6 separate regions of the Homo sapiens genome follow, and all the other regions are linked to region 1. Evidence: chromatin loops called from intact Hi-C (ENCODE). Cell type or tissue: B cell. All regions are shown on one strand.

Region 1 (5,000 bases):
TGATAACCTTGTTTTCTATTTCACTAAGAAAATATAAACATTTAGAAAAGAATTCCCACAGCTTCCCTGCCTCATACCTACCAAATTACCTGCATCAGTAGACCTGTACTGTGCCTTCCTTTTGTTAGCCTGGATGGACCTTCCATGCTCATTTCTAAAGTCAAGCTCTCTATTTGTGTACTAGGTCCTCTCAAATACTCAAGGATATTTCTTCCAGCAATTTTATTATGTCTTGCGTCATTAATTTTCCCCTCTTTATGAGATCTCTCCTATCAGCAGGGAAACATGCTGCTATATTGGTCACTTTTAAAAAAGACATCTCTTGAATCAATATCCTCTTCTTTCTACCTATCCCATGTCTCTTTTTCCCTTTATATAAACAGTCCTCAAAAAAGTTGTCTTTGCTCAAGATTTCTAGGGTTTCTGTTCCCATTTTCACTTCAACCTGTTCCAGTTAGGTTTTTAGTTTCATAATTCCATGGACACAATGTTGTTAAATTAACCTTCATGTTGCTAAATCTAATGTCACTTCTCGATGCTCATCTCATATCATGTACCTGAAACATTTGACCTAGTAGATCACGCCTTCAAATGTGTCCTTCCAGGAGATCATTTTCTCTGGATCCTCCTTTTACCTGATTGGCTGCTCCATGCTCATACTCCTTGCTGGTTGCTCTTCATCTCCTCAATCTGTAAGCCAGCATGCTCCAAGAGCTTGCTTTTAAATCTTTCTCACCTCCATCCACACTTAATACTTTGTTTTTGTTAATAAAGTTTTATTGGAACATGGCCACTCCCAACAGTTTATGCTGCTTTTGTGCCACAACTGCAGAGTTGAATAGTTGGAGCAGAGACCTAATGAGATGCAAAGCCTAAAATATCTACTGTCCTCCTCCTTACAGAAAAAGTTAATAAAGTTAACCCCAGAATATGACTTTAAAACCCTCAATCTAACCCCACTTGGGTATCATATAGGCTCTTCAACTTACCAGTGCCCCCAAACGAACCCCTGGCTTTTCTCTCCAAATATTCCCCTTCCCACCTAAGCCACTGTCAACTCTATCCTTCAACTTGCTCAGGACAAAAGCCTTGGGCTCATCCTGACTCCTCTCTTTCTATTATGCTTTGTAAAATAAATGACTTATTTCTCTTGGGATAAAAAATATCTTTTAGGCGGTCATGGTGGCTCACACCCATAATCCCAGCACTTTGGGAAGCTGAGGTGGGAGAATCCCTTGAGCCCAGGAGTTTGAGACCAGCCTGGGCAACATAGGGAGACCCCATCTGTATTATAAAGAAAATAACAACCTTTAGACATTTTTCTTTGCTCACTCACTAATATGTAAACATGAATTATGGTGTATATGCTTTTGTAATATGCTGTTTTCACCTAAATATATGGTAAGCTATTTTCATTTTAATAAATGTAGATGTTCATTAATAGTTTTTAATAGTAGTATGATATTTCTTTTGGTATGGCTAAACTAATATTTATTCAATGATTTCTAATTGTAAAACACTTAATTTTGGTTCTTTGTTTTTGCTGTTATAAACAACACTGAAATGAATATCTTGGAACATGCAAATAATTATTTTCTAAGAGTAAATTCCTAGAAGTGGGACTGCAGAAATCAACACCATTAAATTTCTTTTAAAAATCTACCTTTGATAAAATTTACATATAAATAAACATATTTTTGCATGTTCCTGCATGAGAGTGATATACTAATATTTGTTGATGAAAATTATGTAACAAGTAAATTATTGATAATTTAGTAATGCTTTTTTACTAAATTTTAGTAAATTTACAAATTTACTAAATTTACTAAAATTACAAATTGCAATTTACAAATGCAATTTACTAATTGCATTTGAACTGCAGTGGTGAACCCAGTGTATATAGAAGATATTATGCATTCAATTTATAGAGAATGTGCCTCTGATTGTGGATTCAGGAACTCCTTGTGTGTTAGCTCCATGGCTCTCTATGAGTTTATAGGCTGGCGACCACAGCTTTGGTGATTATTTAAAGAAGCAATTCATTTAGCATATGATCACAAATGGAACCCATTTCCTCTTTCATCCAAGTTGCCCACTTCCTGATAGAACAAAGTATTACAGTAGTAATATTAATTCTGGTACTAAGAAGGCAAGTAAAAAGTTCTCATTAAAGCAGAGTAATTATAGATACATAGTTGAAATAAAGTAGGATTTTAACTGTGGGCTATTTAAATTAACTTCCTAGATTGAATCTTTTTGTGTACTGTGAGAGCTTCTCTCTGGAATTCATGGCAACTACTTCAGCGTTTCTCAGCCTCTTGGAGAAATGTTGAAGGAAGAATGAAGTCTGTTAATTCCCATGGTTGCAAACACCCGTTGCTGCTTCCTGTTCAAACTCGCCTTTCGTTAACTGCAGCAATTTTGAACTGAGCCACTAGATGGTGTACACTGTTCTTTGCTCACCCTCCAGAAAAAACATCAAGAACTATGCTCAGGTACAGGACTCCAAGGCCAACAAAAACAAAGAGGAAAACTTACAACAGTAAGGCCAAAATTAAGGGCCTCTCTTTTAAAACTCTGGTGGTCCTTTTTTTTTTTTCTTTTGATGCAGATTACACTGAGTTGGAGAATGTCAATATTATTTTCTTGACTCTACTCTTCCTTAGTATACCAAATATTTGAGCTGGACCAAAATCTATTTCAACCTTTCACAGCAACCTATTTTTGAATTTCATACATGAGTCCTGAAGGCACTATAAAGTAGTTTCTCCTTTAGAAACTCATATGTACAGACACCTAGCAGGCATACCCTATGCTAATATTGTTAAAGATAGATTTTTAAAAATAGGTCAGATTTTTCAATATCTTGAAAAATCTGCAGATAAGTCCCATGGTGTTGACATAGCAGAGATGTAATGAGCTAGAATTTAGCTCTGCCCTTTAGTCTATAAGCAACTTTGATCCATGTTTCAATATAAACTTACATTTCTATATAGGGTGTATATGTGTGTGGAAAAATGATATGGTTTTCTTTGAGTTTCAGGGAATAATTTCACAGAAGAGACAAACACATTAAATTCACTTTTCCAAGTGGGTAAATTGCTTTAAGAGACAAACATTTTAGAGAAGTTAAAAGAGAAAGTCTTCCTCCTTACCTTAAAGAGGTGTCTCAGGTTTTTATAAATGCATGGGTATTTACCGACGGATGATTTTTTTTTTAGTAGCTTCAACCTATCCTTTACTTTATTGAATTCACTTTTTTATATAATAAATTGTTTTAAGTTAGGAGCAAACATTTTAATGACAACGTTGAAAAGATAAAAAGTCTTTACCTTACCTTAAAGTGCCCTCTCAGATTTTTAGGAATACACGTATATTTAAATACGGGTGATCTTTTTTGATTAAGTAGTTTCAACATTATCTTCTAATCTTTCTTGTCATCTTAACCTAGATCCTTTATGAATTATAGCTCCTCACCTCAAGTAGCAGTTGACTTTCTAATCCCTAATAGTCAAAGATGATTGTAGCAAATCTGTATAATCATCCTTTGTGGGGAAAATAGTTTTCAAATCCATCAGGGCCCTTGAGCTGAGAAGAGCTGCCCAAAGTTTATTTCTACTACACAGTAATGAGTTGAAAGAAAGGTCTATAGGTGGATCTTCAATTGGAAAATCTAAAAAGTCAGTGAAATTACTAAAAAGCCTTAATGGTGCTTCTGAAAACAGACACTAATTTTATGTTCTCATTCTTTGAATTACATTCATCTGACATTTAGAAGTCATTTTATGGGAAAAATTTTTATTAACTGAGAAACAAGATTTCTTGGATTATAATGATAAATGATGACTATATTTTTAAAATATAGTCAACTTGTGATTATTCAATGACCAGTGCTCTGGTTTATATATTATTCTAATATTATTATTTCTTCAGTTACCTCCTTTCAACCTGTCTTTTTGTTATTTAATTCTTCAGAGAGCGGGCAAAGCCAAAGGGCAGTGGTAAATACAAATTATCAATCATGTATCAGCTGTAAAAAAAACAGTGGCTTTTTTGGTGAGAGAACAGAATGATGAAAGTTAAAATTATTATAAATTGTGAAGATTTTAGCTTGCTTGACTTTTTTTTTTTGAGGTGGAATTTCGCTCTTGTCGCCCAGGCTGGAGTGCAATGGCACGATCTCGGCTCACTGCAACCTCTGCCACCCAGGTTCAAGTGATTCTCCTGCCTCAGCCTCCTGAGTAGCTGGGATTGTAGGCACACGCCACCACGCCCAGCTAATTTTTTTTGTATGTTTGAGTAGAGATGGGGTTTTGCCATGTTGGCCAGGCTGGTCTCAAACTCCTGACCTCAGGTGATCCACCCACCTCGGCCTCCCAAAGTGTTGTGATTACAGGCATGGGCCTCTGCACCCAGCCCTAGCTTGCTTCACTTTTGGCAATCAATTTTGTACCTTCATTTCATATAGTTGATATTTAAAAATTGATTATTTTCCTTTTCATTGTTTTATACCTAGTTTATATTTTTATTTTTTCAAATATGACTTTTGTAGATATAAGCCTTTTACATTATGACTCCTAAAAGCTTTAGTTTAATTTTAATTTTCTATTATTTACATATTCTTATTTGTCCCAATATCCTCATCTGCTAGACAGATGTCTAGACTGGGCCTATAAGAGAAAGGCCAACTCGGAATGAGATTGAAATATCCTCTCTCTCCAAATTGGAGGGCTTTACCAAATAATGGGCAAGATGTTGAACTAATAGCTCCAAAACCTCTGGTCAACCTGGTTGTACCATAATAAATGAGGTGAATGGAATGAATATTTTTATTCTATTTGGCCCACTTTTAGTTACGTGAGAAAACGTTATAAATTCCTGTCATTGATGTGGTATGTGAAATCTTATGGAAATAATAATCTGTTGCAAGTGCAATTTGATGATAGATTTAAGTAAATGAGTCAAACCAAAAATAAAGCATGTTGAAGTGAGAAAGACAA
Region 2 (5,000 bases), 210 kb after region 1:
TCTAATTAACTAAAACTGGTTCCAGGCTGTGCATCTATTGTCATGGTAGCTAGCCGCAAAGCCCTAAACTGCTCAGCAATGTGATATAAGGTAATATTGATTTGAAAACTGTGTATAATATGTAACCTTGGGCTTATCACTGTTTGTGAGACAAACTTAAAAAAAGGGTGTGGGGAAGGAGAGGTATTAGGATGAATTTAAGGACACTTGGGAGTATAAATCAGAGTTTTCAGTGGGTTTCCTTTTTTTTCTGCCTGGAGAAAATAACAGATGTGTTGAACTACAAATGAATTCAAAGTTTAGCAGTAGGAAGACTAAGGATTTCATGGTTTCTGAAACTGTGAATAGGCTTGCTGACAAAAGTCTAAGATCTACTAAAAAAAAAACTATGGGGAGACTTCAATTTTGGTAGAGGAAATCTCAAGTTTTCTTATTGAAAAAAAGGAGTGGTTGGAATTTGATCTTTTCTCTATTGCTATTTTATAGTCAATCATAATCTTTACCTGAAGGGAGAAAAAAAGGTTTTTGAGAGTATGATCACCCGGAAAAATGATTGCTTTGACAGCCTGTAAACATGAACAAACACTACTCTTCCAGATCTTTCTATTTAGTGCTGGACAAAAATCAAGTTAAAAAAACTTGAATAGGATGCTGTAAGAGAGAGTCATTGATGAACTTCTAGCTTTCCTATGCCAGTGCTGCAGCTTCTGTCATGCCTGTTTTCAGGTAGTAGTTAAGATCTGATACATTTGATTGCTGTTGCACACTTTTTCAGTTCCATCTTCTTTACTTACAGAGCGTCAGCTATTTTCCATGACACTCTTATCAACTGAACTGTCTTTCCTTTCACTCTTTCGTTTCTTACCAACTTTAACAGAACAGCCTTTATGTCCTGGCAGATGGATGAAGCGGAAGTTTAACTCATGTACTACCGAGTCCTGCTTGAGAAGTGTACTGTCAGAGAAACAGAAAACTCCAGTTTATTCAGCTGCTTCCTTCGTTGGCACTGTGCTTAAGTCTTTTCAGAAACTGGGGACAGGCAAATTTTATGTCAGAGTCTTCTCCATTGGATGGTTTTTCTTTTAATGTTTTGTGACTGTTGTGGCCATGTGAGAAAGAATCAACTTCCAAATATCACAGTGAAAGAAGCTGCATTCATCAGGGTTCTCCAGAGAAACAGAACCAACAGGAAGTGTATATACATATAAAGAGAGATTTATTTTAAGGAATTGGCTCATGTGATTATGGAGGCTAACACGTCCTAAATCTCCATGGTAGGCTTGCAGGCTGGAGATCCAGGAAAGACCTGATGTTGCAGTTCAAGTCTCAGGGCCAATTGCTGGAGAATTCCCTCTTGCTCTGGGAAGGCCAGTCTTTGGTCTTTTCAGACTTTCATCTGATTGGATGAGGCCCACGTACAAAATGGAGATAAATCTGCTTTACTCAAAGGCCACTGATTTAAATGTAAGTCTTACCCAAAAACACTCTTACAGAAACACCAGATGACATTTGACCAAATATCTGAGCACCAGGGCCCAGCCAAGGTAAAACATAAAATTAGCCATCACAGAGCCCAGGACCCAGACAGAGGCAGAGACCTCTTAGTGATGACTGAGGAGCCAGAGAAGAGGAATATGGGAAAGAGAGTGGCACAACTTTATATCTGGAAAGAGAAAAAGGAAGTCATATGGCTGTTCATTATGAAGTATTTCAAATTATCACCACACAAACATGGTCCATGCAACACACACCTGTCTTTTTGGCTGAATATCTTAGCAACAAGGTGTCCTCACATCATTTTGTTCTTAGGTACAGGTAGATATCATGGTAGTTCTGAAGCAGTGGGCCACCAGGGGCAATGTGGTGAAATGAGAGACAGTAAAGGCCTGCTCAGTTTCCTTCTGCTCTTACTCCCTCTAATGGCAGGGGGTTGACACATCTACCCCCGAGAATATCTGCCCCGCCCTTCTTTCTAGAATTCAAAACAGTAGTCCAAGAGATCTCTGCCATGTTTACAGTTTCCCTGCCTCCTTAGCACCAGTTGCAACAGATTCACTCCTTACCAAATAGAAAACAGGTATAATATTATTTTTGCCGGTAAAATATTTATATTAACTTCAATAATCAAACAACAAACATTCTTTAAGTCCCTAGTAGGTACACAGCACTGAAGAGAATGCAAAAGAAAAAACATATTTCCTGTCTGTAAGAAGTTTATAATTTTTCTGGGAAGGAAGTCTAATATGTGGCAAATTAATAGAATTAATAGAATTCATCAAGTTATTAGTGGGGGCAATTTCCAATAGAAACTCTATGGGAGTTTATAGATGGTGAACATAAATATGAGATGGAACAGCTCACCTCTCTTTGTTGCTAAACTTGAATATGTGTTGCAAAAATTGAGTGATATTGTTTAAAATGGGTCAAGAATTTGCTTATACTTACTCAAACCTCTCCAGTTTCTTCCAATGATTATATGTCTTCTTGCTGTCTTTTTTTCAATTTACTTAATTAGTAGTCAAATTTATCAAAACTGTACAGAAACACCTAAGAATGGATTTTTGATAGAGAAGATTTGGAACTTTTGCCTGTAAAATAGAATACGTCTCTATGCTTGTAAACATTTAGTTACCTCAGAAGGTAAACTAAATGGAATCCCAGTTTTTCTGGAGATTGCAACTATTATTAGCAGATGAATCTCTAATATCAGTTCTATCAACATTCTCCTTTTAGCTTTTACTTAAAGAAGAAAGATAGACAGTATCTAGAAATTATCCTGGATGAACTCTGCCTTTCTAATAATTTCTGGAAACCTGAGAGTATTCTGGGTTCCCTGAGATGACAAATTCATTGCAACACCCTCTATTTGCCTAATCCCCGCACAAGACAGGATGACCCTTGTGGCAGAAAACAGTTTCAGGGAGATTGACTCTGAACTGAAGGGTAAAGATGTTTACTGAGAGACCTGAGTCCTTACAGTGGGACAATTAATAGGGCAGGTACTAAGGTCATTGCTGTAATACTCTAAGGTTGAACCTGGGAAAAAAGCACCAAATGTCACATTTGTGGGGCAAACAAAACAAAGTCAGTACTGGATAGTGAGCAGTATGCAAAGTGCTGATAGAAGACGAGATTAGGTCTGAGGGAAGCCCAAGGAGGGGAGCTATGAACTCAGACTTGGAGAGTGGACCGGACACTGGTAGAGTAGTCTTCCCTTATCCAAGGGGGATACTTGCAAAGACACCCAGCAGATGCCTGAAAGTGCAGATAGTACAGAACCCTATATATACTATGTTTTTTTTCCTATACATACATACCTATGATAAAGTTTAATTTATAAGTTAGACACAGGAAGAGATTAACATCAATAATATAACGATTACCATCTACCATCATAAAAGTTATACGATTGTGGTCTCCTCGCTCTCAAAATATTTTATTGTTCTGTACTCACTTTTCTTCTTTGATCTGTAGGTCTGTTAACCAAGACAGCTGCTAAGTGACTCATAGGTGGGTAGCCTAGAAAGCATGGATATGCTGGACAAAGGGATGATTCATGTCCTGTGTGGGATGGTGTAAGAGATTTCATCACGCTGCTCAGAATGGTGCACAATTTAAAATGAATTATTTTTAAATTTAAATATGATTTAAATACGAATTGTTTGCTTCTGGACTTTTTCATTCAACATTTTTGGACTGCAGTTGACTGCGGGTTACCGTAACAGACGAAGGTGAAACTATGGATAAGGGGCACTACTGCACATCCTTTTCCCATGGTTTGCAGTTTATATTCTGAATGTGTTTAATCTGACTGTAGTAGGAAGGTGGGATGCAGAGCTGGACTCCAAGCCAGCTGCATGCTCTATCACTTTTACTGATGGATATATGACAAGAAAATGTCTTCTAATTTTGTTTCTTTATCTGAAAGGCAAGAGAAGGCATCTGAGATGACACAGAATTCCCACTAAAATCATAGAATACTGGAGAGGCAGTGATCTGTGTCTCGCTAATCAAAGTGTGGCCCATGGAGCAGCAGAATTTGAATCACCTGAGAACTTGGCAATGCAAAATCTGAGGCTTCAGCCCAGATCTATTGCATTAGGATGTACAATTGCACAAGCTTCGGGTGATTCTTGTGCACATTAAAATCAGAGAGGCAGGCAGATCACGAGGACAGGAGATCAAGACCATCCTGGCTAACGTGGTGAAACCCCATCTCAAAAGTACAAAAAAAAAAAAAAGAAAAAGAAAAAAAAATTAGCTGAGCATGGTGGCGGGCGCCTTGTAGTCCCAGCTACTAGGAGGCTGAGGCAGAAGAATGGCGTGAACCCGGGAGGCAGAGCTTGCAGTGAGCCGAGATCTCGCCACTGCACTCCAGCCTGGGTGACAGAGCGAGACTCAGCCTCAAAAAAAAAAAAAAAAAAAAAAAAAAATCAGAGAGTGTGATTCGCAGGGAGACGGAAGTTCTCCCTTCTATAATACCACTCACAGATAGTCATCCAGTATCTGCTACAAACCCACCGGTGATAAGGAGCTCGTGATTTTTTAAAATCACAGTGTTTGCTAATAAATTCTCCTTTAACTTTGAGAACCTAGCGCAATAAATGACAAATTATAGTTGCTCAATAAATATTTATTGAATGGATGAATAAATGGATGAACAAATGTTTCATTGCCAATTGAAAGTGTTTGTCCACATGTTACTGGATCTAGCTGGATAATAAATCTACCTCCCTTATCCAGCCCTTAAATGGAATAAAAAAGACTGTGTGTTTCATATAGGCCTCTGTTTACCAGGCTATGTCTCGTCTCTTCAACTACTTCTCATATATCAAGATGTGTAAGTTTCTCACTGTCCTTGGTACCTTCTGGTCATGTGTTGGATTTTAAGTGCCTCTCATAGAATATGTGACCTAGGATTAAGCCTGTCCACAGATGTGCTCTCAGCAGCACACAGCACACACAAGGAACATAAGCTGATGACATTTCTCTGCTTCTGC
Region 3 (5,000 bases), 220 kb after region 1:
ACTATATGATCTCATTTATATAACATAGGAAATTCCAACTAATCTATAGTGACAGAAAACAGGTGAGTGATTTTATGGGGCAGAGTAGGGAGTAGAGGATGGAGAAGGTTGGATAAGTTTATAAAGGAACTGAGGGACATGTTGGTGTGATGGATATACTCATTGTGTTGATTGTGATGATAGTTTCACAAGTGTATATAGATGTCAAAACATCCAATTGTGCACTTTAGATATATGCTGCTTATTTTATGTTAATTATGTCATTAAAACTCTTGAGAGAGAGAGAGACAGAGGAGAGACAGAGAGAGAGAGACAGAGAGAGAGAGAATGCCCCAGAAATTTATATGATTTAGTAAGAGGCTGATAGTTTTGAGTGGCTTCCATACCTTTCCTCCCTCTCTCCCTTCCTCCCTTCCTTCTTTTCTTGCTTCTATTATGTGATTAAAAATTATATTGTATTAATATCTTAAGAATTAACAAAGAATATACTTTACAAAATAATTCTAGAAGTCCCTTGGAATGGAAGGTGATACCTTAGAAGGAGGAAAGAAAACAAAAGGAATAGATCAGCTGTGTTACATTAAAAATGAACAGAGAATAGGTGAGAAAAGCGATGACAGGGAAACATGGCAGCATTGCAGATGGATTTTTCTGCCCGGAGATGCCAAATATTCAGTGTTCACTGTTTGTGTTTGTGTTGCTGTGTGTCATAAAACTTCTCTCTGGAAAAACGATTTGGGTCAGTCTCAGAGCAGAGATAAAGGAGCAGCTGCTCAATGCCGGGCAGAGAAGAATTTGTTACAGGCAAGTATTTCCGAGAAGGTACTGCATCTAGAGGCCTCCCAGCAATGTTGGGAACACATTGGATTTTCCACCGGAAATGAAATTGACTCTCAGTTGATATCTGGAATGGCACTTTTTTCTCTATTTCTTGATCAACATGTGCCAGTAAGTATGTTCAGGATTAGGAATTCAGAGATAAATAAGATATGGCTTTGTTCTGTCACAGCACTCAGATTAAATTTTTTAAAAACAATAATATGGTGTGAAAAGTAGGATGATAGTGGTAGTACTTGAGGGTAGTGGATGTACTTGCTCCAGAATTTCTGTGTAGGATGCTCTAGTGATTGGCATGTGGCAGCAATGGATGTGGCTATATATATATATATATATATATATATAATTTTCTATAAGAACTACATAAAAGGATAATAAAATAAAATAATAGGATAAAATGTTTGGTGTCCACATCAGAAAATGCCTGCTCGTGAGCACTAATAGAAATTATTGAGGATGCTGAATTCTCCATGCAGAAACTGACCTTAGAGGATGAATGGATGTTTAGGTGGCAGACAGCTTGGAGTAGGGTTTTCTGTACTGAGTCCATGTCCACAGCAAAAAAGTATACCAGTGAAAGATTTCCTGTTTGTGGAGTGGCAAGTCCCTGCTTGGAAGATCACTGATGTCATGATAAGAACCAGGTGATCATTTGGCTTTTCTCCCTAGTGCTTATGGAACACGAAAAAAATATATGGACTTTGGACAATGATTCAAGTTTCATCTCTGCCCCCAAGTATATGAATTAGTTGGTAATTCAAATTCAATCCCCTCATCCAATTATACCTTTGCCCCATCAATATGAATTCATTAGTAATTCAACCTAAGTCTCAGTTTTTTCGTCTCTAATATGAGGAAAACAGAGTTTTCTTGGAAAAAATTATAGGATTAGACACTACACACACACACACACACACACACACACACACACGTAAATAAATACATAGTGCCTGGTACCTAGTAGGCATGTGATAATTTTTACTTAGTTTTATTGTTGTTGTTCTCGCCAGGGCTCAAATTATTACCTGAGGTGAGAGTTCAACATTTAGTGCAGGGCCAGGGAAGTTCCCAGGAAGAACTGTTATTCAATTTTTAAAAAATGAAAAACAATGGTCACATTCTCACTGAATGTGCAGCTCTTCCCCAGGCACTTGACAAGGTGCACCAAAGATTCAACACATATCTAAGGAGTCCTTGAGTTATAAGTGACCAAACTAACGTACTTAAAGGAACTAGACAAGAATATCATATAATCAATTACAGGAGTGTGCGGTATAGGCAAGAGATGTCACAGGCCCCTGATGCTATTAGCCTCCTGTTCTTAGTATATGTGCAAAATGATGTAAGCAGTTGAATGCCATGTGCAAAGTACTAAGTGGTCCCCTAGTGGCCAGAAAGAGTTAATACTACATATATCCTGAGAGGAGCACGTAAAAACATTTCCTACCCACACATTATTTACCTCCAAGGCTATTCTCATTTGAGCTGATAAGAGTTTCCCATTCTAAATCAATTTATACTTCAATGATAGGCAACTTAAACTATTTCCCCAAATATTATTAATCACACGGACCCACTCTGTTCCCCAATGTACTCTTGAACTTACCTTTCTCACGGTTTACTGATTTCTAGAGATTATGCATTTATTTGCCAGGCTTTCTATATTAAGATATGAACCTTTGAAAGGAAGTAATTGGGTTAGTGCTATCCGGGGGAATCATGAGTTCCAGGTTTTCCAGGCTAGGACAGTCCTGGTTTATGCTGATTTTCCTAGTGTAATTATTAGTATCATCCCCTTTTATAATCACAATTGTTCCAGTCTTGAGAATTAATTATATGGTCACCTTCCTGCTCCTTTTTTTCCCCTGATGAAAACTCTAAAAATACCAGTGTAACTCAGCTGGACATGAGGTCAATCTGCATGCGATCCCTGTCACTCCCGCAATCACCAGGGCTCACTTGGCTGGTCTGTCTGGATAGGCTGTTTTCTTTTGCATATTCCCCAAGTTTTCTTCCGGAAGTTGCCATCTAAATCAGAGAAGAGGATTGTGGGTGATGTATGTGCTACTCGGCTCTCTTGTTTGAGTTTTCTCACAGTCTCTCATAAGCTCTAAAAGTCACCATTAAGCCAGTTCTAATGCCATGCCATGTTGGTTGGGCAGAATCTGCAGATCTTGGGTGAAATAATTTATCCAGCAAACACCCAGTCTATATCTACATGACTATGTAACCTGTGCTGCTACAATTAATGTGTTACTGGGTGAAAGAAGATGATCTAGATACAAAAATTGAAATAGAACAAAAGGAAATTGTGAACACTTTCTAGAGACAGCACAAGCATATCCACAATGGCCCAAATGTCACCTCTTATCATAGTCAGAACAATATGGACACCTGTAAAACCCAGCCAAGTGAGACTTTCAAACTCAAATTTATGCTTGATGTGTCAGAACGACATTGGTACATTTATAGGCTAGTTGTATGAATGCAACACAGTAGAATTGTTTTGGAATACAGCAATGGACTTGTGAACGCCTTGTTAAAATGAAGTATACTTTTCTGGCTCAGAACAGATTTCTTAAGAAGTATGTCAATGTCCTTATATGACTTGTTTCAGCAACGAAGATAATATTTTAATGGGTAGTTCAATTCAAAATGCCAAAATTAAATTATTACAAATAAAGAGGCATGTACAATTACATTCATATTCAGAAACTGCTTTGTGATTTTGATGAAGAATTAGAAACAAAATATTACCCTAAATGCCTTAAACAATACATTTTTTCTTCTTTTCTCATTATCACTGACCTGTTTTCAACCTTCTTCCAAGCTTTTACTCACATCTTAACCATATGTATTTTACATGTGAATGAGATTATGAATTCATGACTCTAGGAGATAAATGCATACATATAGACTATAAATGGTATTTCATTCTTTATACCTCATAATCTTATGCTTAGGAAGAGAAAAACCTTAAAATAAAAATCTGCCCAATAGGTATTATCACATATAATAAAATACATTAAAAGTTATAACTGGAATAACAAGATTTGGGAAATTTCAGCAGCTGCTTGGTGCTGAATACCAATAGGATCATTCTGGATTCATCACATAACAATGAATACAAACAAACAAATGACCGTATTTAGTAAATCAATAAAGACAGTCTTCTGCAAAGGCCTGGATGGGATCTATGGTTAGTTATATAATCACAGATGGGTGACATTCGAAGATTTTCCATGTGACTATAGCAGTTATTTCTGCTAAAGGATTTCAAGGAGAAATTTGGAGTTTATTATTTTATTATTATCAGTCAAATTTTGACACAAGATATATATTCATTCTTCTTGCAATGAATGTTCAAACTCTTCCATTTCTGCCAGAGACAGAGTATGGCCAATATTGAGTATAGAGAGCTGAACATAAAAATTATAGTTGAATGTTAAATAAAATAAAATGTTCTACATTTCTCTACATACTTATGCCCAGGATTACTAACATAGAGTGACCAAACTATTGCAAGAGTTGTTTCTTATGTTGGCTATTAGAAAGCTCAGAGCCTAACTTGCAGTCATTACTTGCAAATATAGAAGGCTTCATGGATGTATTTTGTACCAACTTCCCTCCTTGGCTTATTTGATTCCTTATTTTCCTTCTGCCTAATTTTTAACCTCTTTTAAATAATGTTTTCTTACTGTTTTAGTTTGGATGTGTGGCCCTTAAACCTTATGTTGAAATTTGTTCCTAATGTTGGAGGTGGGGCCTAATGGGAAGTGTTTGGGTCATGAGGTTGGATTCCTCATGAATAGATTAAAGCCCTCTCTGTGGCATGTGTGAGTTCTTACACTGTTAGTTCCCATGAAAGCTGGTTAAAAAGAGCCTGGTGCTTTCCTGCTTTTCTCTTGCTCCCTCTGTTGCCATGTGATCTCTGCACATGCAAGCTCCCCTTCACCTTCCACCATGAGTGGAAGCCTGAATCTTTTACCAGAAGCTAAGCAGATGCCAGCACGATGCTTCTTCTACAGCCTGCAGAGCCATGAGTCAAATAAACCTCTTTTATTTATCAATGACCCAGCCTCAGGTATTCCTTTATAGCAGCACAAAACAGACTAAGACACTATAGAGTATTAATTTTTGTAGGTCATATGTAGAGACATAAT
Region 4 (5,000 bases), 57 kb after region 1:
AAGATTTGTAGGGAGAGCTGGCTTAGAGAGACTTCCAAAGCTACACTTCTAACTGTCCTGGCCTTTGGCCCCATCTGCCTGTCAATTTCAGTCTGAGTCCACAATTCCCATGTTTACGGCTCTGGGGATATCTAGAACCTCGGCTTTGGAGCGCTCAGGGATGCTGCTAGGCCAGTTCCCTATTGACCTTTCAGGGACTCTGAAATCAACTTTCCTCACACACTCTGAATTGTTTGCGTTTGTTTTCATCCTGCCAGAGCCACCCGCCCAGGCCACCCATCTCTTCCCTCCTCCCTGCCCCCTCCCCTCCCTCCGGCCTCTCTGGCTCTACCCCCCCCTCCCCCGCCCTCCTCTTTGTTGTCTCCTACCTGCTGGCCAGGCTCTGCCTGCAGTGCTGCCTGAAGGGCATCAGGTGGTAGTTCATGGCGTCCAGCAGCAGCTTCTGGCAGACCGGGTCGGTTCGCATGAAATCCACTGACTGGACCCGCTCCACCAGCTCCGGGGCCGGGATGAGGGCGAAGCGGAGGCGCTTCATGAGGTCAGGCGCATACTGCATGCGGGTCTCGCGGTCGTGCTCCAGCCACAGCACGGACATCTGGAAGAGCGCCAGCTCCGACTCCACGGGGGGCGGCAGCGAGTCCAGCAGGGCGCGCATCTCCTCGAAGTTGAGCAGCAGCACATCCTCCACCAGGTACTTGTTGGCCAGCTTCTTGGTCTCCTCCAGGCCGTGCAGCGCGGCGATCTTGCACACCTGCTTGTAGTTCTGCACCGAGATCTGGTCGTTGAGGAACTGCACGCAGAGCTTGGTGACCTGGGGGATGTGCAGGATCTTGCTGACCGACAGCACCTCCTCCACCGTGTCCAGGGACAGGGTCACGTTGGCCGTGTAGAGGTACTCGAGCACCAGGCGCAGCCCGATGGACGAGCAGCCCTGCAGCACCAGGTTGTTGATGGCCCGGGGGCTGGTCAGCAGCTTGTCGTCGGGGGAGGAAGAAGGAGTCCCGGGCTCCTCCTGCGGCGGCGGCTGCTGCTGCTGTGACGGCTGCTGCTGCGGCGGCTGCTGCTGGTCCTTGGGGGCCCCCAGGCCGTCCTGGCCGCCGACCCCTCCCCCGAGAGGGGGGTGGCTGGAGAAGAGCGATCGGAAGTACTGCGAGCAGGAGGCCAGCACGGCCTTGTGGCAATGGAACTGCTGGCCCTGGGCCGTCAGGGTCACGTCGCAAAACAGCTGCTTCCTCCACAGCAGGTTGAGGCCGTGCAGCAGGTTGTCGCTGTGGCTGGGGTCGAAGGTGGAGGTCCTGTCCCCGGATCTGGACATGGCGAGCTGACTCGGTGCACCTGGCTTTAAACCCTCCTCCAACCTGGCAGACAGGGGTGGGGGATGGGAGGGAGGGGAGCAGGGTGGTGGAGCGGGTGGGGTGTGGTCGGGGTGGGGAAGGGTGTGGAGGGGAGGGGAGGGCGAAGAACAAGAATCAAGGCTCAGCTTGACTCCCTCCTGGCGCGCTCCGGACCCCGACCCTAGGAGGAAAGTCCGAAGACGCTGGATCCGTGAGCGCCACCAGAAGGGCCCTGTCTGGGGTCCCGGCGCCGGTTCTGCGCCCTGCGGCTCCTCTCGCCACCTCCCACACACTTCGTCCCTCACTTTCCTAAAACCAACCACCTCAGCTCGGCTGTTGGCAGCAACAGCAGTGGCAGCAGCGACGGCAAAGTGGCGGCTGAGGCCGAGGCACCTCGTGGGCTCGTGTCCATGCCGGGCCAGATGAAGGGAAAGGCCGGGAAGTGGGGAGCCGGGGGTGCCCTGAAAGCTCAGAGGCGACCGACGGCGAAGGTTCCAGGTCAACTTGTGCCCGAAGCTTTGCTTTTCGCAGTTGGCCCAGTTTGGGGGAGGGGGTAGGAACAGGGGCCCGACCAGCGTGCGGGGTGTGCGAATCTTAGCTCTCCAAAAGCTGGGACCCCCTTCGATTATCCATGCTGCCCCGAGAAACTCCTAGGCTAATAGTCTGAGGGAGGAGATAAAGCCCTTTCTTCTCCCGGGAAAGTGCAGCGGAGCGCGGTGAGGACCCGCTCAGTGGAATCGGCAGAGGCGGGAGCTGTCCTTATCAATTCGAGCTCATTTCCCTCAACCTGGCCCTGCCCGCTTCCCCGCTTCGCAAACTGTTGGCTTCCCCGTCACCACTCAGTTTGGCTAATTTTCCAGAGATGGCTTTAAACCTGGCAGGAGAATCCTTCCACCACCGCCACCCCCACCCGGTGGCCCCCTCTCCCCCGTCTCGCTCATTTCAAAGCGCGGAAGTTCAGGCATCAATCTCCCCTTCCAGCGAGGGGCGGCACCGAGGACTCAGGGGGAGGAAGTGGGGCTGCGAGGACGCGTTTGGAGAGGGAGCCGGGAGGCCTGGAGGCCGGGAGGGATTCGTGTGCACGGTTTCCCCTCCCGGGCACCAGGCGCAGTCGCTTTAACTCCAGTAACTATGAGAAGTTCAAGTTAGAAGGCAGGTGTTGGGGGAGGGGTGGGGGCTGTCGAACGAGCGGGGGGGCGGGGGAGCAGTGGGGTGCGGGGTCTCTGCGCCCCACCCAGCATCGTCGCCTGCAGCCGCAGCTCCCTTCTGACCCCCTCGGTAGAGCCCCCAGCGGCCCCCCACTCGGGCACCCCCACTTCCCCGGCCCTGGAACTACTTCTGTAAAAAGTCTGAGCCGCCCGCATCTAGGCAGAGGAGGGCAGGGTGGGGGAGGCGAGGCGAAATCGATACGCCAGGTCCTTAACCTGTAATTGCACCTTCCAGGGCTGAGCAGAAAGGGACCCTCTGCTTGCATCCCGCCCGCGCGCCGGCCCGCCGGCCCGCCGGCCCGCCCGCCCGGGGGAGAGCCGCCGCCGCCGCCCGGCTCGGAGGGATCCCGGCGGACCTGCCCCTTCCACTGCGGCTCACTCTGCCCTGCCTGGCGCCGGTCCTGGATCGCCGGCTTCCTATTTATACCGGACTGGGCTCCTTTCGACTCACTTTACCATCCCGTTCCAGGTGGACCCTACCCTCCCTCGCGCTCCCTCCGCCGGCAGCACCCCCACGCCCGCCCCCAAAGCTCTGGCTTGCCTGAAACATCTTACAGAGTCTCTCTCCCTTTAAGAGGACCCGGTCATACCTCTCTCTAGCTCTCTCCGCTTCGTTGTCTCCCCCCGCCCCATCTTTTCCTATTCCCCTTCCTTCTTGTTCTTCTCCCTTGCCTTTCCTCCTCATCTGCTTATTTCTTGCAATAGGAGTTTTTTCTTTATGAGCGTTTGCCATACAACTACCCCCCCGCCAACCCCTCTGAAAGACTCCCTCCCCGGCCCTTCCCCCTCCAACAATCCAAAAGACAGAACAAAATACACACAAGGCAGACACAAGGCCAGAAACTTACCTGTTCTCAACCAGCTGCAAAGTCAAGGCTCACTTAAGCTCCCCCCAAAAATCAATTGTCCTTCCTTTTTAAAGGTTTGCTGTCTCCTTGGGAGGGGGAAAACACCTTCTGGTTCCCAACTCCAGGCAGTCACTCTTTACAATTTATTTTGTCGTACATCATTTGATCACCATGAATTAGCAACAGCAAGAAAATGTAGGAGAGGGAGAAAAGAGAGAAAGAGAGAGGGAGAGAGAGAGGGAGCAGAGCTTTCTGCAAGAGAAGAAGAAGAAAAAATGTACGTGTGACAAATTATGCTACCAAGAAACAACACATCATTATCCTTGGGCCTGGGGCTCAGTGAGTCGTAACGAGAGTAATAGGAAATCCACGGTTGGGGAGAGAAACGGTCGTGCTTGGCCAGTAGAGAGAGACCATACAGGGGGATGGATGCTGGAGAGACTCGCAAAATTATGGCTCAAGGCTATTGTAAAAATTGTCGAGCGTAAATGACTGCGATTTCAAACATCTTTGGAAGAAAGAAGGGGAAAAAGCGAGCCCCCCCTCCCTCCCTCTCCCTCTCTCTCCCTCTCTCTTCTCTCTCTCTATAAAGAACCGTCAAGTTTTAGTGCGCATTGCTAATTAGTCAATTTCTCTCTGCCTTCACAGGCTGGCGACTTCGCTGCTGAGCTGAAACTGCTAATTTCTGTGACCAGCTTTTTTCTTAGCTGTGATCTGGATGAATGAGTAGCTGTCTCACAGAGATGACAAAAATAAACTCTAATCCCCCCCAAAATTTCCACTACATCTTTCTCATGCATAGATTTATGATCTTCAAGTGCTCTGTGCAATATGCAAACTTTTTTTGTGTCTGTATATATGCTGTTGTTTCCAGATTTCACTACATTGGTATGCTGCTTTTCCCTTCCCCCCACACCTCCCCCCCACCCCCAGCACTGTGAAATGCAGAAACAGTCTGATCTCAAAGTATGCTAAGACACTACTTTATTCTGTTTTGGTATTTGGGGTTTGGGTCTGTCCTGAAAGACACTAGCCCTTGCCTAAAAGGTGAGTGGCTGAGGATACACACCGGGGTGGGGGAGTAGAGCTGGTAGACAGAATAGAGGACAGCCCTTTGCTTTACATTTGCTTCCCACAAGGCACTGTTCAAGGTTTATGATCTTATTTGAAAACATATTTTCTCTATCATTTTGTCTGGTTAAACAACTGCCTCTGAACTTCTCTGTCAGCTCTTCAACAGATAAGGGTGCAGAAGTCACGTTTTTTTTTTTTTTTTTTTTTTACTGAAAGATTATCATATTGTTGGATTTGTATTTCAATTAGGAGTCTTTGATTTGCAGGAGCTAGAATCAAGTGCTAGGAAACCCAGCCGCAATTTCACAAATGTAACCTTTCAACTTTAGAGCTCATCTGATATATAAGGGCAACCACATAGTGCTCACATTTTTGACCCTGCTTAGCATGCAAAAGGAACCCCAGCATGTTTCTGGAATTTTAGCTGTACCAGAGATTCATGTGCATTTTGGTAGAGGACATGTTCTCCAGACTTATCTCATGATGTATTGCACCCTTATGTTTATAGCCCTGCATTTCGGTTGTCAATGGGGGTT
Region 5 (5,000 bases), 310 kb after region 1:
TTTTTTTTTTTGTATTTTTAGTAGAGATGGGGTTTCACCATCTTGGCCAGGCTGGTCTCAAACTCCTGGCCTGCCTCAGCCTCCCAAAGTGCTGGGATTACAGGTGTGAGCTACCATGCCTGGCCGATATCTCACTATTAATATCTTATGTTTCCAACTCTATCATTCTCCCTGAAAGTTGTGTTGTTCTCCGTTAAACAAATTATAGTGATCCAAAGAAACTGAAATAATGTTGAGCTCACATTTTTTCTTAGCTGACAAACGATTTCAGAAATATAATATAGCCATAGTATAGAAATAATTGAGATTTATACATCACTGTTTTTAATTTACTAGGGTAGCACTACTTGTGAATACTAAAAATAATTGATTTCCTTTAAATAAGATAAGGTTTGTATTTATAAGTCCATGAGCCCACTTTGCTTTTGTTTTTAAAGTATAAAGTAGTTGTGAATGTATGTGGTGTGTGTTTACTTTTTTAAAAGCAATTGCTGATCACAATGGGAATGTTTTCAATTTTATAAATCAGGGAGTGTTTAATCTAAAATTACGTACTGAGTTTCTCCATGGTTATAGCACTTTTGCAGTAAAGTTGTAAAAATGTAACTTAATTCCTGCCCACAGGTGGCCTATGACAAACAACCTTTTTTTTTTCTGATTTCCTAATTAAAACATGTCTAAGTTAATTCACGTAAGTGAATTTTAGGTTGTATTTACTGACTATATTTATGAAGCCCTAGTGTGCACTACTATTATTTGAAAATGACATGTGTGTTAGTGTCAAGTGACCACAGGACACTACAGCCATCACATGAAGAAATGAGAGTTGGACATATATATTTGTGAGGCTCTACAGAAAAACAATCAGTGGGAGAGTGATTTCATATTTCTCACGTAGGATTCAGAGACTGGTGGTATCACAAAAGCTACTGCAATAAGGCCACTGCCACCTGGAGGCTTAGAAACAGCAACCAACATTACATACACTCAATTCATAGGTTCATTAATTGAAGCGACATGATAATGCAGAAATACATAACTCTGAATCAGATGACTAAAGAAAACAAGCAATGATATTGGCAGATCACTAACTGAAAACATTTTGATCTTGCATATCTTCTTGCAGATGGATCTTTTTACATGAAGCAGTTCTCAATGGCATGACTGTTTCTTTCACCTGTTCTGAATCTTTTTCTACCAGTTTTTATTTTCTCATATATTTTCATTTTCATTGTTACTGACTCTTTCAGCTCCATATACAAATACTTGAGACTGCATCTATGTTAAAAATAACAGGCCAGGCATGGTGGCTTATGCCTGTAATCTCAGCACTTTGGGAGGCCGAGGCGGTTGGATCACTTGAGGCCAGGAGTTTGAGACCAGCCTGGCCAACATGGCGAACACTGTTTCTACTAAAAATACAAACAACAAAACACACAACACACACAAAACTTTTCCCTTGACTATTGGTCTGTGACAAAAGTATCACTCCCCTGCTTTCATTCTTGATCCAAGTTTCTTGAAAGGATACCACAGTTCTGACTTGACCTTCCTATTAACCTCACCTCATGTTTATTCCTCAAACTGCTACAATTGCTCTCAGGGAAGTTCCCAGTGACTGACATTTCTCAGCATTTGAAGCTTTCAAACATCTACTCCTATTTGAACTTTTCTCTACTTCATTACAGTGCTAAATGCCACTGCTTTATATTTTTATTGCCTCTTAGTGGTGGCTTCCTTTAAGGCTGCTCAACTAGACTTTTCTCTCTCTCTCTCTGTCTCATTCTCTTTCTGTATGTGTTTATATTTTTTAAATTATTTTCCTGGTCACCAAAAATGTTCTAAAAGCAATAGGTATATAATTTCCTTTTAATTTTAAAATTGCAACATAGAAAATTCAGGAAATTTGGGAAACAAACATCTTACAAAAACACATAAATATTAATGACATACCATCCATATTACTGCCTAATGGTCTTTTGGTATGTTCTTCTAGTATTCTCATAAAGGAGGATATATGAAATGGAGATAATGTGATGGTCATTTGCCCTTTGCTCTCAAATCTTTTCCCATTCTTTTGTGTGCTGGTTTGTATTTTGGAGGGCTGTTTCCTGCAAGCCACATTAACCAGGCTTTCTCAGTTACAGAAAGGAAATGATAAAGGAAGAAAACTTAGAACGTTAGGAAGAAAAAAATGTGATAAGTAGAAATATAAGTAGACTTAACACACTTTTTCCCCCTCTTGAGTTTTCTAAATTATATTTGGTGGTTGAAGCAAAAATTATAATGTCTGATGTGGTTCTAAATGTGTTTAGAAGAAATACTTAAGACAATTATATTACACATGGAGAGTGCAGAGGAATGTCAAGGGAGGTAAGGTTTCTAACAGACACCAGTGTACTGTGACAAGTTATGTATTTAAAATGTAATACCTTCAGCAACCACTAGTAAAGCTACACAGAGATTCACTACAATACAATATAGAAAAATCCAAGTGAAATTCAAAATTATATTCCAATAACCCATAAGCAGTCAAGAAAAATAAAACTGAGAAATGAAAACAGAAAACAAATAGAAAGCAAACAAAAAATAAGATGGCAGACTTATTCTCTAACATTAATAACTACATTAAATGTAGATAGTCTAAGTATATCAATTAGAACGCAGACATTAGCAGAGCAGATTAAAAAGACATGACTCAACTATGTACTGTCAACAGGGAATTCATTCTAAATATAATGATATATAGGGGGGCTGGAAGTAAAGGATGAAAAGTGATATAAAGACATTAACCAAAAGAAAACAGGAATGACTGTGTTGATATCAAACAATCTTGACTTTATGTCAAAGAAAATAATCAGACATGGAGGGACATTATATAATAATAAAAGAATTAATCCATCAAGAAGAAGTTATAGCAATCCTAAATGTGTATGAACCTAAAAGCTGGGCTGCAAAATATGTGAAGGAGAAACAGATAGAAAGGACGAGTAGAAAAATCCACAACAATAGTTGATGATTTCAACAACCCTCTCTCAATAATTGATAGGACACCTAAACAGAAAATCATTAAGGACAGAGAAGAACTCAACAACATCATCAATCAACAGGGTTTAATTGACATTTATAGAGACATTCCATCCAACAATAGCAGAATACACATGTGTTTAAGTACCCATGGAACATATACTATGACAGACCATATCTTGGACCATAAAACAAATATTAACAAATATAAAAGAATTGAAATCATACAGAATGTTTTCTTCAACCACAGCTAGAGTTCCATATGAGAGTGTTAACAGGAAAATCCAGAAACACTTGGAAAATAACACATTTCTAAATAATTTGTGGGTCAAAGAGGAAGTCTCAAGGGGAGTTTAAAAAGTACATTGAACTGAATGAAAATGAAAAAGCAACATGTTCAAATTTGTTAGATACATCTAAGGCAGTGTGCTGAGAGAAAAATTAATAGCACTAGGTGCATATATTAGAAGAAATGAAAGCTACCAAATCAGCAATCTTAGCTTCCCAAACATCCCAAGAAACTAGAAAAATAGGAGCTAAATAAATCCAAAGCAAGTAAATGGAAAAAATATAAAAACAGAAATCAATAAAATTGAACATAGAAAAACAATAAAATCAATAAAATAAAGATCTAAATATATCTCTATCTTCAATATATATGTTCTCTGAATACATCAATAAAATTAGCAAACTTCTAGCAAGACTGTCAAAGAATAAAGAAGGGAAGAGACAAGTTACTAATATCAGAAACAAAGCAAGGGATATGGTACTACTGATCTTGTTGACATCAAAAGAATGACAAAGAAATACTATAAACAATTCTGTAAATATAACTTTGGCAACTTCGATGAAATTAACCGTTCCTCAAAAAGCATGAACTACAACAATTCACACAATATGAAACAGGTCATCTAAACAAGCATAATACTATTAGGAAGATTGAATCCATAATTTGAAAACTTGCCAAACAAGACTTAATTTCCCAACACATGGTTTCACTGGAGAATTCTACAAATGTTTAAGGAAGAATTAAAACCAGTTATATACATTCTCTGTATCAATTTGCTAGGGATACCATAACAAAACATCACAGACTGGGTAGCTTAAACAACAGAAACTATTTTTTTGTCACAGTTCTGGAGGCTACATGTCAAGGATCAAGGTGCTGGCTGGATCGTTTTTATTCTGAGGCCTCTCTAGCATTGGCTTTCAGCTGGCTGCTTTCTGTCTTTCTCCTCACATGATTTTTCCTCTGTATGCATGCATCCAAATTTGTGCCTCCAAATTTCCTCTTATAAGGACACCAGCCATACCGAATTAGGGTCCACCCATATTATCTCATTTAACCTTAACTACCTCTTTAAAGGCTCTACCTCCAAATATACTCTCATTCTGAGGTACCAGCTGTTAGAACTTCAACAATGAATTTGAACACAAAATTGACACACTTTATAACATATTTTACAGAAAATAGGAACACTTATTTATTATTATTATTATTATCATTTTTTTTTGAGATGGGGTGTTGCTCTGTCACCCAGGCTGCAGTGCAGTGGCACGATCTCGGCTCACTGCAAGCTCCACCTCCCGGGTTCACGCCATTCTCCTACCTCAGCCTCCCGAGTAGCTGGGAGTACAGGTGCCTGCTACCATGCTCAGCTATTTTTTTTTTTTTTTGTATTTTTAGTAGAGACGGGGTTTCACCGTGTTACCCAGGATGGTCTTGATCTCCTGACCTCATGATCTGCCTGCCTTGGCCTCCCCCAAAGTGCTGGGATTACAGGCATGAGCCACCGCTCTTCTCAATTTATTTTATGAAACTACTATTATCTTGATACTAAAACTTGACAAAGACAGTACAAAAGAAATAGTGTTAACTGCAGACCAATACATCCTTACGAATACAGATATAAAAATATTTAACTAGACAATGGGTAACAGAGGTCAACAACTGTATATAAAGAATTACAGAA
Region 6 (5,000 bases), 89 kb after region 1:
TATTTTCTTTTTTTATTTGAGAAGTTTGCACATACATTCTTACATTCAATACCTTTTGCGTGAGCAAATGAAACCATTTTTTCAGGAAACATCTGGGCATTTTCTAACCTTTCCCTTTGGAGTAGCTTACCTGTTTTAAAACTTTTTGTAGTATTTAACACAGACCACTATCAAAAAGCTTCCTTAACAACAACAACAACAATAACAACAACAAAACATTCAAAGAATAAGAGTGTTCATTCTATTCTTCTGGTCTCCACGGTCAGTTGTGTCTTCTAGAAATTCCAAGAAGTTAGTGAGGCTTGACCTTCCTCTTTTTTTTTTTCTTCTCTTTTTGTAAAGCATGCCAGCAATCTTTAATCATGCTGTGATTTTCTACATGCCACCCAGGTTAGCTTCTGAAATAGTCAAACAAAGATTTAACCCACAGACACATAAATATCTAATCTACACTTTCCAGAGAGTCCTCAGAAGCATGTAACTATTATTATTCTTAGTATATAGGTTGTTTTTATTTTTTTATTTTTATATTCATTACTGGAAAGAAACATTTCCTCCTATTATAGATTTTAATAAAAATTCAGGTGTTATTACAGTATTTTTTTCTGGTGCTTACTCTTTCTTGGTGTAATTCACATGCAAAGCATTTCATAACTTTTTTTTCTTTTAAAAGAAGAAAAGTAAAAAGGATAGAGTTAATCTACTAGTTGCTTCACAGGTCACCTAGTTTTCAGCTGATAAGAACTAATTTGATCAATAGAGTTTACCTCTTGAAAATGAGAAGCTTTAGAAAGAAAGATTAGTAAAGGAGAAAATATGCTAAAAGGGATTAAGACCAAGACTATCAAATGCTCTCAATATTAATAGTGATGACACTGTTCACCTATCTTACTAAATGTTGAAGATGAGCTATGCAGTCACTGTGATGGAAGATGAGGATAGTTAAGAGAGTTAGAGTCTGAGACAAATGCAAATGGACACAGCCAGGACGAAAACATTCGACAAGCAACAGCCAAAAAATCCAGAGGAAGGAATTTCACCTGCAATACAAGTAGAACTTAGAAAAGTAAAGCACACATCAGATTTTTTTTTTAATTCAGTGAACATTTGTTACCCTACCTGCTTTGATGTGGCCGTGATGATACGATACCTGGAGGGATGTTGAAGAAAGGCAAGGACACAGTTCAAAGGAACGGTCTCAGGATGATAGTATGGTAAATTGAGCTGATGAATAAATATCATAATTCCAGAGATGTACAGGAAGTAAGCAGTGGCAAAAGTATCACTTAAATAATTTTGAATTGTTTTCTATCCTTCATTGGCAAATAAATCAAGATCCTTTTACCTAACCCAATGAGATTTCCAACAGGAAGCTTCTTACTGTTAAGACCCAGAGATTGTCCGTGCGTTTGCATTACATACTCCTTCATTACTGAGCAATGGTCAGAGGAAAATGCTGGAGCTACTTTTTGGAGTGAATTGAAGCACATGATACGAGATGAGACAAAAATACCATGGTATCAATGATTATGGCATAACCAACTGGACTAGGTGCCTGATGTGGTCGGCCTTTCTGCATTTCCTTCTTCCTTAGATTTCTGCTTTACAGATTTACTTTCATTCTTTTCAGATCTCCAGTGCATGCAGTGGAAAACCTTCTTAAGCATTCCTCTCTCTGTTTTTTTTTTTTCTCTGAATAGGTTGCACGCTTCCTTCACCCTGTGAGAAATAGATCTGGCACCTTTGAGGCAGGTTACTCAAAGTATAGTGGGAATGTCTTTTGTTATTTGTTGAACTTCATACAAAGGTCCTCCTTCATCATACCCAATGTGCTGTTTGCAAAATGCACTGCAAATAACCATCCATCACTTTACATCATTGTCACATTTTACCACTTTGTTTCTTCTCCTCCAGGTAAGTGAAAATGATTATCTGGCTGAGATCATAATCATTGCTGATCGGTACTTGGCCTCCTGCAAAGTTCCGTGCAAGCACAGAGACTTTTTGTAAGATGCCACTGGGCAGATGTCAAATGGAGTGCCCTCCCCCATCACCATCTTGGTCCTGAAAAACTTAATAACTTGGTATTGTTCAGTGAGTCATTCAAGCGAGTAGTGTGGAATTCTACCTGTTCCTCAAGGCAGAGTATCTGCTAAGCTGCTGCAAAGAGTGTTAGCCATTCATGGCTCTTTCTGTGCATAAAGAGCTCATGGTTGGGAGACAAGGTGAATGCAAACCCGGAGTGAAAGCTTTGTAACTTCTGTGTTTGTCTGAAATCGTGCACAAATTAAGCCAGTATGCAAAACAGAGCTCAACAAATATATTCCTCTTTTTAGTGGTATTTTCAGTGCTAGTTTTTCACTTTTTTTTTTTTTAAAGACCAGGAAAGAGGTATCCTGGAAACAGATCAAAAACACAAGGAGATGAAAACTTTAAAGTGATCAAGCCACACAGTTTCACAAATGATAACATAAAGGTTTTTAAAAACATTGGTTGTAATTTCTACTAGGTGTCACAACTCAGTGAACCATTACGAGTGAACCAGCTCAGTGAACCAAACTGAACTGAACAGATGGAATTCCACCCTTACTACGCTTGAAAGGCTCCATGAACAATACAAGTCTTCTTTTAAGTTCCCCTTTGAGCTGCTTACCTCACTAATGCAAACATGTGGGGGCTGCAGGATAGAACATGGCCCCTTGGCTGTTTGTTCAGTTGTGTGGTGCCGTTGTTCCAGCAGAAGGAAGGCAGTCCATTTTGAAATCCTCAGGGCCATGCTCCTCATTTTCAAAGTCCCAGTGTTATTTTCCATTTGTTCTCAAATATATGTTAGAGAGTGGAGTGTTTTGTTTTCTTTTACTTTTCCCTTGAGTTGTAATTCACTTTAATCTGTCCAGAAAAACCTTGAAAGATTTTTTTTTGTAAATATGCCTGAACAACAATTGGCTGTAGCCAATTCATTAAACACTAATCAATTGCTATATTCATTAATTCAATAATATGGTGCCTAGCTAGTACCAGGCACCATACGGACATTGCGTGGAATCTAAAATGGAAAAAATTCAAGTCTTTGCTTTTAAGGAATTATAATTTAGTAGAATAGATAAGCCAGACATAGATAATTGTGTTTTTGAAAATACTTTATCATTCAAGTGGCTCCTTGATATCTGTCCCCCTTCCTGCTCACCTTCCTCTTTTGACTCATGACTGATGTTATGGTCTGTTGACAAGTAGTCAGCATACTAAATGTCTTCAGTTTGGGAGTTTGTATCTAGGCTTATTTTCGAGGGTCATGTATTACAAAGTTTCAAACTGATTTTGTATCTTTGAAAATCAGACCATTTCTTCAAAGCATATTCTAACAGGGTTTGGGAGACAATGGACCAGAGATAAAGCCAAAGAGGCCAGGACTGGGGGTTTGTTGGTTAGGCATAAAAGGTACTGGCAGGTGGATCACTGATTAATTCCAGAGAGGTCAGCTGAGGGAGAGATTAGCAAGTAAGAGGTCCAGAATCCAGGGAGACAGGCATCAGGGATCAGATACTGAGGTTAGGATTGCGGAAACTACAAGGTCAGGAGGCGAAAAAAAGTTTTTTTGAAACATGGGGTCACGAGTCCAGGTCAAAACCCTTCAACAACAAGAGATTAGAAGCTATTCAAAAGATCTGAATAACAAGCATAGGATGTAAACAGCAGACATGAGTTTGATGCTGAGTGGTCCTGAGGCTCTCAGCCCTTCACATGGCTCTGAACTAAGGCCAGAGCAGGTTGCAGGGATGCCCATGTCTGTCTGAGTCCACAAGTGGATAGTTTTTGGATTAGATGAAGGGTATTTTGTGAGAACATTAAAATATAGCATTTGCAAGCTGTCTGCAAATCTGGATTTCTGAGTTTATATATTCCCTAGGGATTAAATCTGCCACTTTATTTTTAGGCAATAAAATATAGTACTGATGCTCACTCTTTAGTATTTGTAGATTTGAGTTTGAGTCCGTGTAATGCTACTTATAAGCTGTATGAACCTGGGTAAGGCACTTAACCTCTCAAAGACATAGTTACTTCAAGTGTAAAGTGAGGATGACGATACATATCTCAGAGTGCAAAATACTCAACTTTTAAGAATAATAGATGAAAAATTATTCATTTTAGACACTACTACTATCACAATAATTATTATAAACTCGGATTTTTTATTCAGGAATTTTTATCCAAAATCCCTTTCAGAATGCAAATAATATGTTAATTTATTTAACATGTAAAGTTAACAGCTTGGCTATTTCCATTGATTTTTTTTTTTTTCCCCGAGACAAAGTCTTACTGTCTCCTAGGCTGGAGTGGTGCGATCATAGCTCACTGTAATCTCGAACTTCCAGGCTTACATAACTGTCTGGCCCTAGCCTCCCAAGTAGCTGGGACTACAGGTGTGCACCACCATGCCAGGCTGATTTTTGTATTTTTTGTAGAGATAGGGTTTCCCTATGTTGCCCGGTCTGGTGTTAAACTCCTGGCCTCGGGTTATCCTCTCTACTTGGCCTCCCAAAGTGTTGGAATTACAAGCCTGAGCCACTGCACCTGCCTCCCCACTGATTTTTTTTAAACCAAGTCACTCAATCTTTTCTTTGCTTGTTTTGTTGATTAGGCCTTATAGGCAGCAATAACACAAGCTCATGTAAAAATACACTTAAACTCCTATAGAAAATATTTCTAAGATTTCATTCAAAGGTGTCCATCTAGTAACATGGATTGAAACACCAGGAGACTGGATGTCTAGGGATGGTAAGTCTAAATCCTTCTCTATCTTATTCTAAGTATGACTTATCACCGAGCAAATATTTTACATTGTCACTACCATCAAGTCATGCAAAAATAAATTCCTATATGACTCCTTGAATTTTCTATATGTAAATCAAGTGAATAATGTTTTCTTTCAGGTATGTGGGAACAACGTAAGAGGTCAGGACTTAGACCAAGTAGATGCTCAACTGTGGAATAGACCAGAA

Evidence for each region. Hi-C counts contacts between places; a loop is a spot of excess contacts. Peaks named below come from ENCODE experiments on the same cell type or tissue, not always from the same donor. Only the 100,000 strongest peaks of a DNase experiment are listed, where the experiment ranks them.
Region 2: it touches region 1 in a loop (12-fold over the local background); 24 of 110 quality-filtered maps call a loop at or near these places.
Region 3: it touches region 1 in a loop (12-fold over the local background); 18 of 110 quality-filtered maps call a loop at or near these places.
Region 4: it touches region 1 in a loop (4-fold over the local background); 4 of 110 quality-filtered maps call a loop at or near these places.
Region 5: it touches region 1 in a loop (2.8-fold over the local background); 2 of 110 quality-filtered maps call a loop at or near these places.
Region 6: a loop joins it to region 1, with 7 times the contacts of the local background. A loop is called at or near these places in 2 of 110 quality-filtered maps.

Annotation. Positions count from the first base shown.
Region 1 is chr18:32,712,301-32,717,300 of GRCh38, forward strand. The region is part of intron 3 of KLHL14 (kelch like family member 14); the gene reads right to left. The region is part of intron 2 of LOC112268208 (a long non-coding RNA gene); the gene reads left to right. Among named protein-coding and RNA genes, the nearest start is that of KLHL14, 58 kb to the right of the region's middle. In B cell, CTCF peaks have their summits at 2,443 (motif pointing right) and 2,644; a DNase peak (open chromatin) is centred at 2,441; H3K27ac peaks cover 589 bases.
Region 2 is chr18:32,918,115-32,923,114 of GRCh38, forward strand. LOC107985186 (a long non-coding RNA gene) reads left to right here and starts at 1,289. Exons shown (of 3, transcript XR_001753401.1): 1 at 1,289-1,464; 2 at 3,475-3,510. In B cell, CTCF peaks have their summits at 1,882 and 2,081; DNase peaks (open chromatin) are centred at 847 and 1,877; H3K27ac peaks cover 868 bases.
Region 3 is chr18:32,928,681-32,933,680 of GRCh38, forward strand. No RefSeq gene overlaps it. Among named protein-coding and RNA genes, the nearest start is that of KLHL14, 160 kb to the left of the region's middle. In B cell, CTCF peaks have their summits at 2,218 and 2,424; a DNase peak (open chromatin) is centred at 2,211.
Region 4 is chr18:32,769,277-32,774,276 of GRCh38, forward strand. It overlaps KLHL14 (kelch like family member 14), which reads right to left and starts at 3,747. Exons shown (of 9, transcript NM_020805.3): 1 at 3,391-3,747; 2 at 369-1,358. The coding sequence starts at 1,315. It overlaps LOC105372055 (a long non-coding RNA gene), which reads left to right and starts at 1,400. Exons shown (of 2, transcript XR_935342.4): 1 at 1,400-3,011; 2 at 4,039-4,165. In B cell, no CTCF peak of the experiment used is centred here; DNase peaks (open chromatin) are centred at 705, 905, 2,805, 4,125 and 4 weaker places; H3K4me3 peaks cover 4,379 bases; H3K27ac peaks cover 4,519 bases.
Region 5 is chr18:33,020,121-33,025,120 of GRCh38, forward strand. The region is part of intron 21 of CCDC178 (coiled-coil domain containing 178); the gene reads right to left. Among named protein-coding and RNA genes, the nearest start is that of KLHL14, 250 kb to the left of the region's middle. In B cell, a CTCF peak has its summit at 2,378; no DNase peak of the experiment used is centred here.
Region 6 is chr18:32,801,124-32,806,123 of GRCh38, forward strand. No RefSeq gene overlaps it. Among named protein-coding and RNA genes, the nearest start is that of KLHL14, 31 kb to the left of the region's middle. In B cell, no CTCF peak of the experiment used is centred here; DNase peaks (open chromatin) are centred at 2,588, 3,228 and 3,798; H3K4me3 peaks cover 1,419 bases; H3K27ac peaks cover 3,310 bases.